Linked DNA regions of Homo sapiens: region 1 is linked to region 2. Evidence: read pairs that join two places in POLR2A ChIA-PET (ENCODE). Cell type or tissue: Panc1. All regions are shown on one strand. Each heading gives the region's core, and the rest is flanking DNA. Links, peaks and the distances in the headings are about the cores only.

What was found. ChIA-PET counts read pairs that join two places held together with the same protein. Peaks named below come from ENCODE experiments on the same cell type or tissue, not always from the same donor. Only the 100,000 strongest peaks of a DNase experiment are listed, where the experiment ranks them.
Region 1: POLR2A ChIA-PET joins it to region 2 with 14 read pairs; 12 of 35 experiments call an interaction of 5 or more read pairs at or near these places.

The regions. Positions count from the first base shown.
Region 1 is chr2:105,399,994-105,410,649 of GRCh38, reverse strand. It overlaps a transcript of FHL2 not described here. Among named protein-coding and RNA genes, the nearest start is that of FHL2, 6.3 kb to the right of the region's middle. In Panc1, for the core only: CTCF peaks have their summits at 6,410 and 6,655 (motif pointing right); DNase peaks (open chromatin) are centred at 6,389 and 6,993; H3K4me3 peaks cover 866 bases; H3K27ac peaks cover 5,000 bases.
Region 2 is chr2:105,503,464-105,514,119 of GRCh38, reverse strand. No RefSeq gene overlaps it. Among named protein-coding and RNA genes, the nearest start is that of LINC02946, 100 kb to the left of the region's middle. In Panc1, for the core only: no CTCF peak of the experiment used is centred there; no DNase peak of the experiment used is centred there; H3K27ac peaks cover 4,966 bases.

The sequences.
Region 1 (10,656 bases), core at 3,595-8,594, 110 kb after region 2:
CCAATGTGTTGGTTTTGGACACCACCACCAAATAATAGCATACGATGTGACATGTTTCCCAGAGATTAGCAGTCAAAACTTTAGACTTCAAAAGGCATCACCCTGCTAAATCTGCTAGTAGGTAGCTTAGCACCATTCGAGTGATATCTACCGAGAGACTGGTGCTGTTAGAGACCCTCCATTAAAATGGGTCATGGCCCCTGACACAGGCTCACATTCAGTTTAACTCTCACCTCTCCAACTGCCAATAGAATGGTCATGGACCCTCTAGAAGCAGACAAGAGAAAATAATTCATTTTGCAGCTATGTGGGGTTATCTGCTTGGGGAAAGCTGGTGTGCAAGTGAGGCCACTAGAAGGTGAAGCAACTGCCAGTAACCTGCCTGGGTTTAAGACTGCTCAGGTGTTCTCCTAGCTGGCAAGCTGCCTCTCCGGCCTCCGCCTGATTCCTTTTGGGGGACAAAGCTGTCCTGCTGACCTCCTGCTCTGAATCTGAATCTGATTCTGGGTTGGACCTAGGTTAGCAAACTTCTCCTGTGTCCCGATTCTGGTGTGATCCCTGAACTCTGTCTGGGTCCAGCCTTCTGGATGGCAGACTCAGCTTCCAGCTCTGCCTGAGTGTGCACAGTAATCTCAGCATCCCCAGCTCAGCCTGGTAAGTGGGCTGAGCTCCTGGTATTCCTGATCCTTGGCAGTGTCCCTTCATTCCAGCGTACTTGGCACTGGCCCTCGTGTGGGAGTCCAGGCATGAGTCGGCTTGCTCTCCTGGCGGAGATGCTAGGGCAAGTTTCCCAGGCATGAACTGTGGCTTTGTTACCTACTTCATGGAAAAGTGCAGCCACGTGTTTTTCCAGTCTGATTCACACAGGCAGCTCCAGGTCTTCAGAGGAATCAAGAACAACCAGCCCTGAGATGGCTCCAAGGTGGATTTTATATCACCCCTTCGCATCCTCTTTCTGGGACAAAGAGCCTAGATGGGCATGTGAACAATAATATCATATTATTTACTAACACATCAGAAATGGGATTCTCTCAAACAATGATCAAAATGGTAGCATTGATCCTAAGCACATACGCATATTTAAACTGGCACCAAGCTGTTAATTATGTTAATGCCTTTATGGCACAAAAATGTAAAATTTACTATTAACTTGGGGGCTGACCTAAAGAGCTGGCAAATCTCCCCTATCCTTCCCTATCTGGCTATCTTGCTGGGCTTGCAATGCCAGGGCCTACTTAGAATAGCCACAGCCACACATGAGCATCATGGGAGACTTCTGGGGGCAACTTCAGCTTCTTCCTCTAAAATGATTCCCGACTCCCAGAAATCAGCAGGTGAATTACACCCAGCGCCCTTGTTTGCACATATAAATTGCACAGCTGCCAAGTGCAGACTCCTTGAATATTTCCCCAACAAAAACTTCCTTTGGCTTGCTCTCCCCATAGTCTCTTTCTTTCCCTCACTTGCCCATTTTTCCTGCAGAGGGTCTCCTTTTGTTCTCACTGGGCCTGCTCCTCCCAACTGGTCTCTGAGGTTCCCTCTCTGTGAGCTAAAGCCTCAAAGCATGAAGGCTTTCTCCTTCTTTGGGCCACAACACCCTCTCTCAGCCATTCCTACCCCCACCTCCTGCTGCTTTCTTGCACCCACAGAGAGGACACCATGACCTGGTGCTGCCTTGGCTCAGCCTGGTCTCCCCTCTGCCCTTGCTCTGCTGCCTGCTACATCACGTTGGATGTAGGGTCCCTCTGAAACTGCCTGTCTTCTGAGAGCTTCAGACGGAAAGGGGAAGAAAGTAATCTTTCAAGACTCTAAGAGTAAGATCCACTCTGGATCTCACCTTCCTATACCAAAAATGTCACCCTATCAGCAGTCAAAATATGCTAATAAATAAGATGAACATCATAGTGGCAATCATGGTGGTAGTAGTGATGACGAAAGATTGCTCCTCCAAACTCTGCATCTAGGATCAGGGCCATCATGTGTATGCTCACTAACTGTCTGCCCCATTAGTTCTGCTCCAGCCAGGAGCTGCTGTCCTTTCTCTGCATCCACGTGCCAGTTGTAAGTGAGGAAGAGTGACCTGTCCAAAATAAATGAATTCTCGATACAAAGCCAACTGGCTGGGTGAAGCCGTACTTCTCGTAAGGGAAGGCTGTGAAGGGAAGGCTGTGATTCTGCAAGTGCCAAAGTGCTGGTTCCAGTCTTGGTTGGAAAGTGTTCTAAGACAGGCTGTGGATGCTCAAATCAACATTAGGATTACATGACTTGGAAATTCCCAGTCATCTCTGTGGGTTTGGATGGTGATAGTCAAGGAAGGTGTGCATGTATTAGTCAAACTTATCTTTTGAAAATATTTATACATCCAAAATACGTGCAAGTGAGGGGAAAATACCAGTTTCTCAATCCAAGTGAGTCCACCTTAAAACAGGTAGGGTTGAAAGGCAGTGGTCATATGTGGGCCATCTCTGCCGGCTGCCTAGCAAAAGCACACTGCAACTGTGAGGGTACCTCTGCAAAGCCACAGAATAGTTGTTGTCATGGCAAGTAGGCCTGCTTCCACAAATGAGACATGCTCATGCTGGTAGAGATGAAAGAACCTTTATGGAATTTCTGTGGGAGACAGAATTTTTGTTTAACTTTGTATGTTACCATTTATGCAGACAGAAATTTTTTAAAGCATTTGATAGAAAATCAACAAGCTTCAAGCAGAAACTAAAGCCATGAATTCCCCAGATAGACTCCTAAAAATTAAGATGGTGGCTTCCGTTTGCAGGATGCAGATTTCAAGGAAGTCCCTCAATGAGTGGCCTTCTCTGCGATTAAGGCCTAGGCTGGTGGTGGTGGTGGCAGCGGGGGGAGGATTGGGGCAGGAGAAGAAGCCCCTCACTAGCAAAGAAAAGCTGGACTCTGAGAGAGAAGCACCATCCCAAGAACGTCCACATGCACACTTCCCTGCAGCCTCATTTTCAGCTCTTCATTGTATCTGCGGATGCTGTAACCTGGGGGTTACTTCCTTTAATTCAGGCAGAGATTCCCAAGTTTGCATCTGCTGATATCTGGAAGGCCAAGCTCTTGGCTTTGCTTTAATTCAAGTTATTTGCCAACTGGATCTCGGTGCAAAGCCCAGATAACTCGACTGCCTAAATGGGAAATGGGCTTGATGTGTTTGTTCTGAGCAGGGTCATATAGAGCCATTATATAGCAGCCTTATGTTGGCTTAGGCATTTTCTTTCCTTCTTCTTTTTTTTTTTTTTTTTTGAGACAGAGTCTCGCTCTGTCACCCAGGCTGGAGTGCAGTGGAGCGATCTCAGCTCACTGCAAGCTCCACCTCCTGGGTTCATGCCATTCTCCTGCCTCAGCCTCCTGAGTAGCTGGGACTACAGGCGCCCGCCACCACGTCCAGCTAATTTTTTGTATTTTTAGTAGAGACAGGGTTTCACCGTGTTAGCCAGGATGGTCTCTATCTCTTGACCTTGTGATCCACCCACCTTGGCCTCCCAAAGTGCTGGGATTATAGGCGTGAGCCACCACGCCCAGCAGCTTAGGCATTTTCAAGAAAACTGAATTAAATTCAGTAATACTGATCAAGCTGCAAAGTGCTGTGAACACAGATTCAAATGTCTCAGTTCTTGCCCCTAAGGAGCTCACAGTCTCCTCTGTTGTTATAAACATGGGAAAGAAGGAGTGGACTGGTCAAAAATGAGGCTATGATGGCTATCCATGCAGCTTTCCTAGTTGGGATACCTTATTTGGTCTAAGGATAAACAGGAGTCCACCAGGCAGAAGAGAGTGAGGAAGGGAGTTCCAGCAGTCACAGGATGAAAGGCTCTCCCCTCACTGGCCGCAGGTAGAACATGTGAGGTGCAAAGAGAGTGAGCAGCGAGGGCTCTCAAAGACTCTCTCCTGCGCAGGATTGCAGTGTCTGCTTTCCTGACCTCATCATTTTCCAAACATATTCTTAGAAAAAGAAAACCTCTCAAGCATTCTTTCCATCTGCTTCTACCCTGACCTGGAAATTCAAGGGACCAGAAGCAATACAGCAATACAGACAGACCCTCCATGCAAAGAGCGTGAGACAGAGAACTGAGTCCAGAAAGTGTTAGCAATGGCTGGGAAGCTAGATTACATTACAGCCATGTGCCAAATGGAAATTGAATTTCAAGTTATCAAAAGGAAGGCCAAAAAAAAAAAAAAGATAAGAAAAAGCCCTCGAGTTTAAAGATGGCTACATGAATAGTTCAGATATCTGATGGTGATTCACCGCTGGAACCCCTCCGGCCCTCCATGGAGACAATGACTCCTCTGGTCTTACTGAGGAGTAATTGCTCAGCATCTCTGACTGTACACACGATTCCAAGTATATTTATAGTGTTAGGATGGCCCAGAATTTTTGAAGGTTTTTTTATTTTTGCCAAACAGTCCTGCCAGGAGATGCTGAAGGTCAGATATTTTAGAAAATCTGTTTCTGGTACTTCAGCAGTCAACTACTATTGCAAGGATGGAGAAAGATGCTTGGTTGTTCCAGGAAGCTCTGTCATGACTCCCAGGTCCAATTTTAAAGTACCTTCTGAAATAGGTGAAAGGTATTCCTAAACATGCTCTCTAGAACTTAAAGCATAGGTTTTCATCACACACAAATCTGTACCATGGGGCAGAATTAGCCACAGGAGACATTCTCAATTGTCAATTAGCCATAAAAGTGGCTTGAGGAAAAACTAGATAATGTGAAATAACTCTTTAAAGGAAGAAGAGAGGTGGTACATTCTTTATTTCACAGATAATGTAAAGAAGACATACAAAGGTGAAGGGTGTTACCTGTGGCCACATACACTGCTCCATAGGAGCTCCTGGACCTGGGGTTCACCCCCTGCCTCCTAGAGCCTGGCCAGTCCAGGCTCTTTCTAGTTAGACTATTGGGATTTTCTGTTAATGACCCTAATCAAAGTGGAAATAGCACAAAACGACCTTGGTGGCAGTGAAGAGAGAACTTGGGATTTCAAATTTTTAATGTTGACTCATAAAGTTAATTCACAAAGAATAACAGATCTTGGTGTGGTTTAAAATAAACACTCTTGCCAGCCATGGTGGCTCACGCCTGTAATCCTAGCACTTTGGGAGGCCATGGCAGGGGAATCACTTGAATCAGGGAAGGCAGAGTTTACAGTGAGCGGAGATTGCTCCACTGCATTCCAGCCTGGGTGACAGAGTAAGACTCTGTCTCAAATAAAATAACATAAACATTCTGAGGAACAAGTGAGGCATGAGACTCCCCCATTTCAGAAATGCCTGGAAGAATCTCCCATTTCAGGTATTTTAGGGAAGCAAACCGTTCACTCAAAAGAGAATTTTGCCAGGTTTGCACAGACTTTAGACATTAATACTTCCTTTAAATGGATTTTGGAATCATTGACAGAGGAAAAAAAGAGTAAAACTCTAAGAGAAGGCAGGCAGAGAAGTGAATGGATTGCTCCTGAAAAGGACTGAAATCAGAGACAAAGAGATCTCAAATAAGAAGCAAAGTTTTTCAGAGTCTACCTTACAAATACTTTTCATCTGAAACCATCCAGCAACATTTACTGGCCCAAATGAACTATGGGTGTGAATAGTTTCATTCTATTGGTCATTAATGTACCAAACAGAGTCTTTCTTAAAGAGGTATCAAAGCCACAGTGGAAACTGTATCCGACGCTCCAAATAAACTCTAACCAAGGATGGGAAACTCGGAATCATGGAGTTGTTTGTGGATTTGGCTAAAAGTCAGGCATGTTTTGAGGCTTTAAACACTGATTATTTATATCCAACAAATAGTTTGTGAAAAAGGAGAGAGGGAAGAAATGGGATATGGAAATTGTGTATCTCAAGAAAGAGCCAATCATTTTCCCTCCTAACCAGAGCATGGCAGAAGGGAGAAGAAAAGGAAAAGAGCTTGCCCTTTGTGGAAAGCTGAGCTTTTCCTGAAAGTCTGACAGGCAGAGAAACAAAGTTTGGATCCTGCAAGATCGTTCCTGTAACCAGATCAAGTTCCTCCTGTTTGCTGGAGGCCCTTGGGTCTCCCGTCACAACTGCACCCAGCTCACGGGCACAGGCAGGTGCATACCCTGCCCGTAGAGTCATCTTTCATAGACTTCCCTGCTGGATCCGGGCAAATAGTGTTTCCAGAAAAAGCGAATCCAGCTTTCTGTGCCACCACCCTGGGATCTGGTACTGTGTCATGGGAAGGCATGCAGGGACTTGCCTCCTGACCCCACTGCCAGGAGGGGTGCTGGTTTGATCACTCCTGACCCCTTCCCGCCAGCATTTATGATCTTAGACACTTACTCACCTTCCAACCATGTGAGGCAATTAAGAATGATTGCCTCTGAATCAAGGGCAAATCATCCACCAGTTTCCTGGCCAAGGTTTGAGTGGGAGGAACAGCTTGTGTGAAATCCTTTAACGGTGACAAAATGCTTAACAATCTTGATGGCAGTGGTCAGTTAGGGTAACGAACATAGGGCGGTCTGACCTCCAGCTCATGTTTTCCTGTGTTCACTTTCTACCTGGTAATGGTGAGCTCATCCTAATCCCCCTGGGGTAGCCCCCATCCGGGTAGGAGGCTACTGTTGGCCCCTGCACAGATGGGTCTAGCCCACCAGCCTCCCCCCCACGACCCCACCACAGGGTGGCAGTTGCGAGCACACGCCTAGAAGCCCTGCCTTTCTTTGGCCTCTCCCAGAGAATGAAATTTCAGCATTTGTACAGCTCAGACCCACTGGCTGAAACTTCTACCTCCTGGCTCAAACTTCTACCTCCTGCTTCCCTGAGTGAAGTAACTGACAGAGGAAGTAATACTTCCAACTGGATTTTAGAGTTCCTGAGTCTAGTCTATGTTTAGTCTATCTCTATTTCCCTGTCCCTCCCCCACGCCCTAAACTGACATTTCGTAGGTTTCTGGTAAATTACCGAGTCCAGAGTTGGAAGCCCTAAGTGGTATTTATTTTACTTCAAATCACCTTTAGTCATCAGAATCACCTGGAGGGCGTGTTAAAGCAGGAGCTGGCCTGAGAATGTGCACTTCTAACAGGTTTGCAGGGGATCCTGCTGCACTCTGGGACAAGGCTTTGAGACCTGCTAGCCGCAGGAAGTCTTTTCCTCTCTTTCCTCCCTTCCTAGCTGTGCCTCTCCCTGAAGCCCACCTACAGGAGAGACGGGAAAACGTTATGGGCAGTGTTGTCTCAAGAAGGAATGTCAGGATAATTGGAATAAACAAAAGAAGAACTTGAATAACTGATCACAGTCACCGTTGATCCTTTCCCCAGGAAATAGTACTTTTTGTTTTTATTTTCTTCCATGAACTAGCCTTTTATCCATAGCAGAGAGGTTTTCTCTCAAGAAGAAACAGGATCTGAACAGGATCTGAACCTTAATTCTTCTTCTGGTGGGAGTTCAGTCCATTTCCTTCTTATTCTGGATTAATTTCCCCTTTGCCATTGAATAAAACAGAGGACTTTACAAAGGGCCTACTTCATGCCAAGTAATGTGTTAATAGTTCTAAGTGGTTTATGTGCATCTCAAAAGACCTTCGCCACAATTTCACAGACTATATGTTATTAGCCCATTTTACAAACTAGCAAACTGAGGGTTAGGGAAGTTTTGTAGTTACTGGAGATCATAGTAGTCATAGATAGAACAGAGATTCAAATCCTGGCTTGACTTCAAAGATCAAGCTATGCTGCCATAGACAGCATTACGCTTTCTATAGTGAAAGACTTGTCACAAACAATTCTGTGATCTGTCACTTATTCAATACACATATTTATTAAGCACATACTATGTGCCATGCTCTATAATTAATTAGGTCCTAGGAATATAATGATGTACAAGATGGATGGAACTTTTCAAAACATATTTTCTTAGATTGTCTCATGAAAATTTGTTTTTAATACTTTGTCCTTCGATGGAATTGCTCATGAAAGCATATGTCATTAAACCCAGAAATTGCATTCCCCTCCTCAATTTCTTGCCATCCTCCTTTGACTTACTATTAATATCAGTTTAACAAATTTGTTTCCTATTTTCCTTAAAGGAGTCTGTTGCTTTTATTTTTAAAATATATTTAGTTTTTGGGCCAGGCATGGTCGCCCACGCCTGTAATTTCAGCACTTTGGGAGGCCAAGTGGGTGGATCACAAGATCAGGAGATCAAGACCATCCTGGCTAACATGATGAAACCTCGTGTCTACTAAAATTATAAAAAATTAGCCGGGTATGGTGGCACATGCCTGTAGTCCCAGCTACTCAGGAGGCTGAGGCAGGAGAATCGCTTGCACCTGGGAGGCAGAGGTTTCAGTGAGCCAAGACAGTGCCACTGTACTCCAGCATGGGCAACAGAGCAAGACTCCATCTCAAATACATATATATATACACACACACACATATATATATACACACATATATATACATATATACACATATATATACATATATACATACAGATACATATATACATATACATACATGTGTATATGTGTGTATATGTGTATATGTATATATGTATATATACGTGTATATATACACGTATATATACACATATATACATGTATATGTACATACATACGTATATATACGTATATATATATTCGTGTATATATACGTATATATGTATATATTCGTGTATATATATATTTAGTTTTTGAATGAGTACATTAACATAGCTCAAAATTTACAAGAAATAAAAATGTGTACAGTAAAAATTAATCTCCTTTCCACCCCATGACCCCTAGCCACTCAGATCTCCCCAGAAGCAACCGCTTATAAATATACATTGTCTTCCCCCGTCCTTTCTTTGCTCATGAACACAAATGGTTGGTTTCTACCTACAAAGTGTTCTCTACTTTTATTTTTCTCAGTTGATTTATCTTGGAGATCATGCCAAATCAGTAAATATAGTTACCTCGTTCATTTTAACAGCCGCATATGTAAATAATTCTAAAATGCACCATACTGTATTTAACTAAGCCCTTGTTGACGAACACATAACATGGCCCAGTATTTTTCTATTACAAACAATTCTACAATGACTACTCTTGTGTGTCTATCGTTTTACACAGGAGCAAGTATATCTACAAGATAATTTCCTATAAAGGGAAATGCTGGGTAAAGAGAAAATGGTATGTTCATCTGTAATTTAAAAATGTTTTCATTATGGAATTTTTCAAGCATTACAAAAGGAGACAGACTAGTAAGATGAACTGCTGCATATCCATCATCAAGCTTCAGCGATTATCCACAATCCATGGCTGATAGTATTTCGTATATATATAGGCCCTATCCATTTCCCCACCCCAAATTATTTTGAAACAACTCCAGGCATAATGTTATTTCACTAGGAAATATTTTGGCACTGTTCTTGAAAAGCAAGGACTTAAGAAAAGAAAAATATATGTGTGTGTGTAATCACATTATCACCCCTAACATAAATTGTTCATTAATACTAGAAAATATCCTGTCAGTGTCATATTTTCCAAGGTTGTCTCATAAAAATTGATTTTCTACTAGTTTATTCTTTGATTAGAATCCAATAAGATCCAAAAAAAAAAAAAAAAAAGAATCCAATAAGATCCATACATGGCAGTTGGCTAAGTCTTTTTTTAATCTCTTGGTTCTGTCTCCATCTCTCTTGTTTTTCTTTGTGCATCGTTGTTGTAGAAACTGGGTATGTTTGTTTCCAGAGTCCGGATTTTACTGACCCTATCGAATGACCACAGGGTCATTTAAAATGTTCTGCTACCCATTAGGTCAAAAATTAAACACAAAATTAAATTGCAGAATTTCTTAATAATAAAACACAACATAGCTGAACCTATGTGACACAGCTAAAGCAGTTATTAGAAGAAAAATAACAGAACTAAATAACTCTATCAGTAAAAAAGCAAAGCTAAATGGATTACACCCGTAAGTCAGAAAGCTAAAAAAAAAAAAAAAATTAAAATATAAGACAAAAGGAATCAGAAAGAAGATAAATGCAGAATTAATGTTTCATCATTTTAGGGCTTGTTTTTACAAACTGAAGCTTAAGACTCACCATTTGAGAACTAGGAGACCATTTCCTAATTTGTAACGATATCAACAACACATCTAGGTAGCTGTCAGGGGCTGGGAGCCTTTTCTACACAAACTTTGCTCTGAATTTCAAAATACTAGCCTGTCTTGACACTTAGTGGAAATTCAGGTAGGGTGGCCTTAACTCAGGTTCTTCAGGAAAGCGTCCTGTTTCAGGGACACAGTGGGGTGGGGTCGGGGGAGGGCTGTATTCCGCACATCTAGTTCTGGCTGGGCTTATGGCAAGTCTCAGTCCTCTGGAGTCACCTGAGTGACTGAGGGATGAGAGGCATTTCTGATCCCGTAATATACTTACATGGCTTTGCCATCTACCACATCCCAGTTCAAATCTCAGCTGGCACAGTTACCGTTCACGTGGCCTGGAGCAAATCTGAGCTGAACTTTCCTCACCGTAAATCTGGTAAAAATCTTTACCTTAAAGGAGTGTGGATCAAATGAGATACCAGGTAGAGCTAGTGCTCACCGAGTGGAAGCTAAGGTGATGAAGCCCCTTTATTCTCAAGTTCTGTGATTCCATGATGGAGACCCATGAGGCCTACCAGACGGAGAGTATCAA
Region 2 (10,656 bases), core at 2,047-7,046:
ATCAGGGTTGTATGAAAAGGAGGGAGATGAGTGTGTGCCACAGAATCAAGATAACGGAGTGAAGCAAGAATTTAAAGACAGCAGAAAATAGCAGATAACTTAGCCAGGCTGGCATGGCAAGAAGGGAGTTGATGAGGTTGGTCTCCATGACCATTGGTTTCTTCCCTTTCATTTCCTTTCCCCCTTCCCCTTCACCTTCTTGTTCTATTGCTCTCCTTCTCAGTATTTTGTTTTTTTCTTATATCAAATATGTTCTAATTGTATAAGGAAATTGTTTATAGTGCTACTATCCTGATATAAAATACCTTATGGCAATATCACTAAAATATAATAAACAAGTAATTATGTTTTACTTTTCATACCTACACTATAAACCTGGGAAATTTTCCTTCTTACCTCAAAAATCACCTAAGGACTCCTGGAATGTCTACCAAGTACTACAATATATGGAAAATCTCTTAAATGCAAATATGTGAGAAACAACATTGTATCCTTAACCTTTCCAGGCACATTGCCTTAATCGTTGAATAAGATAGTCCCACACATGAGCTCCACAGCCTCCCCCAGCACTGTGGTTAATCTTGAGGCTCTGACTGTAGCTCACGGGGGCTCACGGGGCTTCACTCCAGGAGGGCTGGGTTGGCTGGGGATGGACAATGATGACTCTTTTGGTCAAGGAGAAACATTGGAACCCAGGGCACTAAAAAGGGGAGGTGGTGCTTCTAACAGGAAAACAGGGAGTGTATAGTGACATGAAGGAGACTAACTGTCCGTTTCCATTTTTACCATTTCAAACTTTGGGGATGAAAGATGATTGAGTAAAAAGATGCTTTAAAAATAATGGTATGGTGAATTAAAATACCAACAGTGAATTTGAAACTAAAATAATGCAGATTTGGATAAAGAAATTGTGGAACATATACACCATGGAATGCTATACGGCCATAACAAAAAAAATACAATGAGACCATGTCCTTTGCAGCAACATGGGTGGAGCTGGAGGCTATTATCCTAAGCAAATTAATACAGGAACAGAAAACCAAATACTGCCTGTTCTCTCTTGTAGGTGGGAGCTAAATACCGAGTAACATAGACACAAAGAAGGGAACATAGACATGAGGAACTACTTGAGGGTGGAGGGTAGGAAGAGGGTGAGGATAAAAAAATTACCTATCAGGTACTATGCTTATTACTTGAGTGACTAAATGGTGCAACAAACCCCTGAGACACACGGTTTACTCATATAGCAAAACTGCACGTGTACCCCCTGAACCTAAAATAAAACTTGGAAAGAAAAGGAAAAGAATGCAGAAAAGATGTAATGAAGAAACAGGGAGACACAGATCAGGAATGTTTCAAAATAAGTCTGCAAGTGTTAACTGAGTTGGTTTAATATTTAAATATTAAATATCCTTTCTTTTTAGACAAACTAACTGGAATCATTTGTGCAATGGTCCTGCACTAAAGAAAATATTAAATGTCTTTTACAGGTAGAAATAAAAGTGTCCCAATGGAGGCTTGAAAATGCAAGAAGGAATAAAGGACAACAAAATGTTGGTAATTTAATAAACATTGACTGCAAAAAGTATCTTTGATGATAAAATAACAGGGAGACATAAAACATATGACAACAATGGCATATAAATTATAAGGGAATAAAGTGCTCTAAAATCATTGTACTGTCTGGACAGTGAGAGTGTTAATATTAGAATTGATAAGTCAAGGATGCATGTTATAATCTCTGGAGTAACCACCAAATTAAGCACAAAGTAATATAGGATAAACAAGTCTAGAGGTCTAATGTACAACGTGAGGACTAGAGTTAACAAAATTGTGTTAGGGAGTTTTGTTAAATAAGTAGATTTTAGCAACTCTTGTCACAAAATAAGTAACTATGTGAGATGACAGATATGTTAATCTACTTTACTATCTATTAGTATCCCTTAACATCACATTGTAAACCTTAAATACACACCACAAAATGTTTTAAAAAGAAGTACTACAGTATTCAAACACATAGAAGGTGAGAAAAGAATAATAAAGAATAACCAATCCAAAAGAAGACAAGAAAGAAAAGGGAGCACATAAAAGACATGCAAACAGAAAGCTTTTCAGAAGACGTAGATTAAACAAAACTCTTCCATTATCTACTGTCCTTGAGAGAAGTCCTGTCCATGTTTTGCCTCCAGATAGAGCTTCTGTAGTAACGTGGAACACTTCAGCCAAATGGCTTCATTTACAATTGTCCTTCTCTGCACAGTTCCTAAGGATGATTTTATGATGAATTGTCTGACTTTCCAAAGATTCCCATAATTTCTTTTTTAAAAATAAATTTTAAGTAGATGTGTATGCTTTCTAAACTTCAATCTATGAAAATTGACTGTACAGGTGGTCTCTGAATTCTAGTAGCACATTTACAACTGACCCATCATGCCTGTCCACCCCGTGTCCCATCCCCATCCCATTGCCATGAACCTTTGTGTGGTGGAGGAAGGGAATACAATTTTAGGACTCTAGTATTTGTAGGTTCACACATGACAGTCAGAAACATGGTGTGAGATGCCTTCAGTTCACCTTGAGGACAGACTTTCAAAGGCAAATCTGCCTGCAACAGAACCCCTGTCAATCTCCTCTTTATGCTTCAACTCCTTCCTTTGATGCACAAACAGATTTGGATTAAGGGAAAGGTCAGTCTCCCCGTTTCCCTGGGGCAATGAGCTATGACGGAGCAATGACATACCAATGGGAATAGCACACGGTGGAGAAAATTAACCCCTCTCATGGGTATTACTATATTTTCTATTCTGGGAGGCTGGAAGGAATATTTTGAAAAACCATTAAAAGTGACGAGTTAAGAGGCTAGAAAATTCATCCCAAAAGGGCATGCTCAAGAAACAGCAAATGGCCTTTACCACTATCTCAAGTGGGTTGGGCCAAGTAATCTCCAGGTTTTGTTTTGTTTGGAAACAGAGCTGACTCATCCAGAGCAACATAGAAGAGGCCAGGGACCTTTCCCTTCCCTCCCCTGATTCCATTGTAAAGAAAACTTATCCTCTCTGTTAGACAGATGTTCAACTAATATTTAAAGAATATTGGTTCAAAGTGTTAAAAAGGAAGAACCTTAAGCAAGTTTAAATTTAACAGAGTTTATTTGAGAATTTTAAAAGATTCATGAACAGGGCAGCCCTAAGAAACAGAGCAGGTTCAAAGAACTCCTGCCTGCTACAGGGTCAGGCAGCATTAATGGACAGGAAACAGAAGTGGGGCAAGAATAACTTAACTGGTTACAGCTGGGTGCTTTATTTGAATCAGCTGGCTGTCTACCATTGACTAAAGTGCAGCTGCTGTAACCAACCAAAACTCAGCTATTTGCTACCTGAGTTAATTAGTTTCATTGAGCATGAATGATTATATATTAGTTTGGTCTGTTGGGCCCACTATGGGAGCCCAGTCCAAATCAACGAACTCCTGCAAGTTTCATTTAACAGAGGGAATTACTGGTCTGCCATGTCATGACCAGGATTTATATGTCTAGGTATATCCACCCAAACACTGCATTAAACTCCAATTCAGTTAACTTGGTTAAAAATCTTCTTCTTTTTTTTTTTTTTTTGGTGGAGTTTCGCTCCTGTTGCCCAGGCTGGAGTGTAGCGGCGCGATCTCAGCCCACCGCAATCTCTGCCTCCCGGGTTCAAGCGATTCTCCTGCTTCAGCCTCCTGAGTAGCTAGGATTACAGGCATGCACCACCACGCCTGGCTAATTTTTTTGTATTTTTAGTAGAGGTGCGGTTTCTCCATGTTGGTCAGGCTGGTCTCGAACTCCCAACCTCAGGTGATCCGCCCACCTCGGCCTCCCAAAGTGCTGGGATTACAGGCGTGAGCCAACGTGCCCGGCCCTGGTTAAGATCTTCTTATGTAAGTACTTTCAAGAAGGTCAAGGCTATCACCATTTGTGGCAAAATGAATTAAGTGACTGAGTTTACTTTTTTCTGTGGTCCAGCTGGATGTAAGCATGAGGCAGAAGAGAGAACTAGGTGAAAGACATAGGTTGGATAAGATGTGCATGTTCTGTAGAAGCAGTGTCTGAGCTGGGGATGCTAAGCTCTCCAATAAAATCTGTAAGGAGTTGTGAGAAGCACGAAAGGACAGGAGAAGGTGCTTGGCAAGGGCTTGGGTTTGGCTGACATCTACCCTTAGCCTGATCCCATGGGGAGGCTGGGAGTGTGGATGGCATCACAGAGTTGTCATCCCTTCTGTCGAGGAGCCCAGACTTCTCCACTCAGTACCAGCCAGTCACTGGCTGAGGGGCTCCCCCAGGGGAAGGCAAAATCTCCCAAGTGTTTCATGGTTAGGAGCTCCCCCTACCAACCCCAGGGCAATTATCGGGAGGAGGGGCAGGTGTGAGCCTTGTGAAGAAGTGCTGATAGCAGCTGGGGGTGGTATCCCCCGCCAGTAAGAGGGATCTGGTCAGGGCGTTCCATAGACCCTACTTCAGCTGCCAAGTATGTACCCCAACAGACCCTGCTTCCAAAAGTCATTGAGAGTCAGTCTCACACAAAAGGAGAGAAACAAAAATTACTTTCCCTCACTCCTGTCTCCACCCTTCTTTTGCCAAGATCCTGTATGCCAAGTAGCCCTGTCATTCAGCAATGTTGAGGTCAGCGTAGGATTTTGTGGACTCTAATAACTTCTCTGGGTATAGAATTTCTTAGGGGAAGTTGTAATAATTTACTGACACAGCTGGACCAAAATATTGAAGTTAGATTATTCTTGGAAAATCCAGAACATGTGGTCATCCTATGTGGAGTTTGCTAACAGTCAAATAAAATTACAAAAGTATGAATCTAACATACATATAGTGCTGTAGAATTGTTACTCTGCTACATGAAATAACAACATTGGAGCTAAAGGTTTATATAAATAAAATCAATGTTACTTCTGTGAAACTAAACCAAAGTTTTAGGATTTTTTTTCTCACTATGCTCTCCAGTATCTACAGCATTAATATTAAGAAATTTCTTTCATGTTTCAAACCATCTCAACATCATTGCCACCCACTGTCACGTGGGAAAGCACAAATGATCTGGGTTTGCTTTTCTTCTACTCATGCCTCACTCTGGTTTTCCCTCCCCAGGGTCACACTCCACACCATTCCTACTAGATTAGGGTCATTGCTGAACTGGCGTGACAGTTTTAGCTGCTAGCCTAGGTACTGAGATGATTATAAAAATGTGCACGTATAACTTATAAAAGAAATAAAGCACTCATTTTTTTATTGGGTTCTTCAAAATCTTTCCTTTTGCAAGTTTATGAGAAAGTGAAAACATCATGAAAGTCCTATTTCTTTTAGAAGACGAGGAGTGAAGTATAAACTAAAAATAAAATCCCGAGTTCGAGACCAGCCTAGCCAAAATGGTGAAACCCCGTCTCTACTAAAAATATAAAAATTAGCTGGGGGCAGTGGCTCGTGCCTGCAATCCCAGCTACTCGGGAGACCGAGGCAGGAGAATTGCTTGAACCTGGGAGGCAGAGGTTGCAGTGAGCCGAGATTACGCTACGCACTCCAGCCTGGGCAACAGAGCAAAATTCCATCTGAAAAAAAAAAAAGTAAAAATAAAATTATACACCTTTCAACCACTGATTGGACCCCCTCTTGGCCAAAGGGACCCCAGAGAAACCTTAAAAACTGAGTTTCCAGTCATGATGGGGTGGAGGGTAGGATATACTTTGTTATACCCTTTCCCTTTTTTGGTTTAAACACAACTGACCAGGATTCATGTTAAAATAGAGATCATAAGACTGACAAAACATACTCTTTGTGGCAATAAGACACTGAATTATAAGCAGGACCTAGGGCCATGCCAGGCAAGGGTTAAGTCATGCATACTGCACTTAAAGAATAAACTAGGTTCAATCTGCCCCAAGGTTTCTTTTTCTCTAGCAGCCAAACAAGCACTGGCCTCTAGGTAAGCAAGACTACAACAAATGGCCGGGCGCAGTGGCTCACGTCTGTAATCCCAGCACTTTGGGAGGCTGAGGCGGGCGGATTATGAGGTCAGGAGATCGAGACCATCCTGGCTAACACAGTGAAACCCCGTCTCTACTAAAAATACAAAAATTATCTGGGCGTGGTGGCGGGCGCCTGTAGTCCCAGCTACTCGGGAGGCTGAGGCAGGAGAATGGCATGAACCCGGGAGGCAGAGCTTGCAGTGAGCCGAGATCGCACCACTGCCCTCCGGCCTGGACGACAGCCCAAGACTCTGTCTCAAAAAAAAAAAAAAAAAAAAAAAAAAGATTACAACAACTACAACTCACCCAGTTCACAGACACTGAGTAACTTACTCCCTGTTCCACCAGCCTTAACTACAGCTCTGATTCCATAAGAGACTGAGTTCAGTAACTTTCTCCTGTTAAGAGACGGTCACCCACCATGGACTGGTTCTGGCCAGTTTACAGACGCTGCTCACCTCAGTGATTTTGTGTCTCTGCTTCAACCTCTGACCTATAGGGCCTAATTATAACACACTTAAATGTTAAGTCTCCACCCCAAGGTGAACATAGGTTGTTTGTAACCTGCATCTTTGTTCAATATGCATGTGTCAGGACCCATTAATTAATATTCATAGCTCTTCCTACAATCTGCTGAATATGTATGTTTAGCCAATCCTTTCAGAATAAAGTTCCTACTTCAGCCCTTCATCCTGGGAAGTACTGTTTCTGGGTTTCAACCAGAGGCTACACTTTTCAGCCTGTCAGGATGGCCACCTTGCAGGCTATAACCCTTTACAAAAAATAAAGTCTCCTTTCAAAATTAAAAAAATTGTGATTTTTAAAAAACTTTTATTTTAGGTTCAGGGCTATGTGTGCAGGTTTGTTATATAGGTAAACTCATGTCACAGGGGTTTGTTATACATATTATTTAGTCACCCAGGTATTAAGCCTAGTACCCATTAGTGATTTTTCCTGATCCTCTCCCTCCTACCATCCCCCACCCTCTGGTAGGCTCCAATGTGTATTGTTCCCCCCATGTGTCCATGTGTTATCATTTAGCTCCCACTAATAAGTGAGAACATGTGGTATTTGGTTTTCTGTTGTGGCGTTAGTTTGCTAAGGATAATGACCTCCAGATCCATCCATGTTCCTGCAAAGGACATGATCTCATTCTTTTTTTTTTTTTTTTTTAAGACAGGGTTTCACTCTGTCAGCCAGGCTGGAGTGCAGTGGCACAATCTCAGCTCACTGCAGTCTCCACCTCCAGGGTTCAAGCTATTCCCATGCTTCAGCCTCCCGAGTAGCTGGGTAGCAGGGATTACAGGTGCACGCCACCATGCCCAGTTAGTTTTTGTATTTTTGTTAGAGACAGGGTTTTGCCATGTTGGCCAGGCTGGTCTCGAACTCCTGACCTCAAGTGATCTGCCCACTTTGTCCTCCCAAAGTGCTGGGATTGCACGTGTGAGCCACCATGCCCAGCCATGATCTCATTCTTTTTTATGGCTGCATAGTATTCCATGGTGTATATGTAACACATTTTCTATATTTAAGTTGACAGAAGTTTGTTGGTTTTTATTTAATATCAGAATTGTTTCAAAGGCATCCCTTAAAGACTAAATGGCAAAAAGAACTCAGCAACAAAACAGCCTCTCTCAGAAATCTCATTGCAATGCACTGGTCAGAGATTGGTTTGGATTGTTTGTTGTTGTTGTTGTTAGTAGAGGTGCAAGGTTGCCCTTATCTAAACTTTAAACTTGCTCAGTGGCTCTGCTCTAGGGTGGCTTCAGTCATCACCCAATGAAAATTACTTGGAATCTGATTGGAACATCTTTTAGTCAAAGTATCTATGTGGCTGCTTTCTCCTCATTGCCCATCTCTACACCCATGAGTACCCGTGCTTTTTGTCAGGAGACGCACCCACCTGCTCATGCAAAATTGAAATTGAAATTTGAACAGGAAGAGGAAAATGCTTAAAGGAAATCCTAAAATGTTATTCTATGGAGAGTAGAGGAGGTATGTGTTGCATAAAAGAAAGGTGAGGTAATTCTCAGTAGCAAAGTTTGGAGAAGTAGGCATAATTCTTAGGACTTGGTGTGTGCATGCACCAATACTCACAATGGGATTAATACATGGAGACTTAAACTTTTTTGCTTGAAATAAATGCAGTGTCAAAGACACCATCACAACATCTAAACTTGTAAGGTTAATTAAGAGGAAGATGGAGGCATTGAAGGAAGCCAATGTAACCTCACAAGAAAATCTCTGATTAGATTATGTTTAAAATATAAATAAAGTAAACAAGGACAAATAAAAAATTAGCATGTACCGGTAACAGTAGATAGGCTGAAGTCCAGTATGAAATGATCTTGAAAAAAATATTGAGTGGCATAAAATATTGTTTAATGTTGTTCTAAGATATGTTCTCTGATTTCATATTTAACTTCTCTGTGCCTCAGTTTCCCCTTCTGAAAAATAGTGATATAAACAATACCTCTTTCAGAAGAATGACAGAAGGATTAAATAAATAATATATGTGAAATACCAAGAAAAAAATGCCTGACACATGATAAATATTCAAACAGTGTTTTCCCTAGCTATGATTGGCACACTGTTAGTAATGGTCATTCAGCTTGTTGCTGGTCTACTATTCATTGATCTTCCATAATAAATTACTTTATTCATTGGCTAGAAGGTTGTCATAGATAAATCCTAAAGTTCTTCTCCAATTTTTAAGATTCTATAAATTGTTACACAGCATCTATCTGTAAATTCTATCTCTCATGCTAGATTACTTACTCCTTAAGTGCAAAGGATTTGTATTGTTTGTTTTATTTCCTCAAAAATGCTCAGCACAGAGCTGGATACAAGGCAGATATTCATCAAATAGTTATCAGAGAGTTTATTAATTACTGAAGTCCTTGTGTAAGACCAAGATCTGAGAAGGCTGAGTAGAGGCATATGGCCATCAAAATAATTTATTAAAAATAATTCCTACCTGGACTAGAAAAATCTTTATCATGAGGATGGTGGTAGTGTTTTACATGAATTACATCATTTAATCATCTAACAAACTTAAAGGTCATCTATAACTATCTCCATTTACCATTAACAAAATTGAGGCTCACACAGGTGAGGTAATTTGTCCAAATGCTCACAGCTGGAGTGAAATGAAGCTGAAATCAGATCTCAGGCCCATTGGATAATACACCATGTTTTGACTAGTTTACAGTATATCAATTTTAATGTGGTAAAACCATGCAAATTGGTATAATCCTTGGTCTTAAATTAAAAAAAAATCAGCCTTAGAAAGATCACTTTGTTTTTTCATATCAACAAAAATAAGACTGATGTCTAAGAGTTCTAGTGTCTTATTTCAGGCTCTAATGCTCATGGGGACATGGTAGATTTTCCTGCAGATCCCAGACAGAGATTTTCACTGCCAGAACTTGAGCTTGTTGATTCTGTTGCTAAGGTCAATAGGTACTAATGGATTCCAACTGTGGCACTGCAACATAGCAAAGCTATGCTTTGCTTCTTGACAGAGATTCTGAACAGGCCAAAAAATATGAGCCAAGATCAGAAAGGACCTCATTAAGGGCAATGCTGACATGTGTAACATCAGCAAAAAACTCAGGGCAATGAAGTAAGTTTGTATGTTGTGTGATGCTAAGCATAAGCAAAAAGAGAATTTCAAAGGAGAAGGCAGGAACCACTCTGGTCTTCACAGTCCATGCAGGAACCACTCTGGCCTTCATAGTCCATGCCTCACAATTTGCCAATTTTTTTACTAAATATTTTTGTTTTGAAAAATATTTAATTTTCATAAAATATATACCCTGTAATGCAAACATATAATGGGTTTATTGTTATGTTAAATGGACTATTTTTAATATCTCAGTTTAAATTTCAAATATATTAAATATCAGTACTGTAAGCTGTTTGCATGCTCAATAATTTTTAAAACCATCAAGGGGTCTTAAAACCAAAAGGTTTGAAAACTCTTGGCCTAGTAGCTATGCTTTACTTCTTGACTGGACTGAATTCTCTAATGATTTTCTATGGGCAAAGCCCTCCAAGGCCCTGGTTTTCTCTTCTCTGGAAAACGGTGGCTCATGCTGGTGGTGCACCCAAATTTGCTCTGTTGTATGTATGATGATGATGTCAATGGACGACCACCATGGGAGGGGCATTGTCTAGAGCTGCCATCCTCTGGGGCTGATGCTGACCAGCCTTGTTGGTGCCACCATGGTACCAGAGGCTTCTAGAGACGGAAGACTTCAGGGAGCAAAGATCTCACACAGACTCATTTAGGATGGCATGTGACGTACCCCTGTAGTATGGAACCATAGCTCCCTCTCTTCAAGGCAGATTTGAATCCTGCTTCTGCTGTCTACTATGAAACCTTGTACAAGTTGCCTAACTTCTCTGAGCCTAAACAATGAGGAAGATAACACCAACTTTCACAGGTGAAGAAACAAGGCTTTTGACTAGAAAACTTTGACGTTTCCTTTCAGGTCCACTTGATACTATTACTTCCTTCCTTCCTCTTCCCTGGTCCTTATGATTTGAGAGGCAAATACATCCAAAAAGTGCTTTGTAATGCCAAAATGCCCAGAGCAAACTGAAGAAAGCAGTTTCACAAGGAAATAAAAGAAAATATCATCA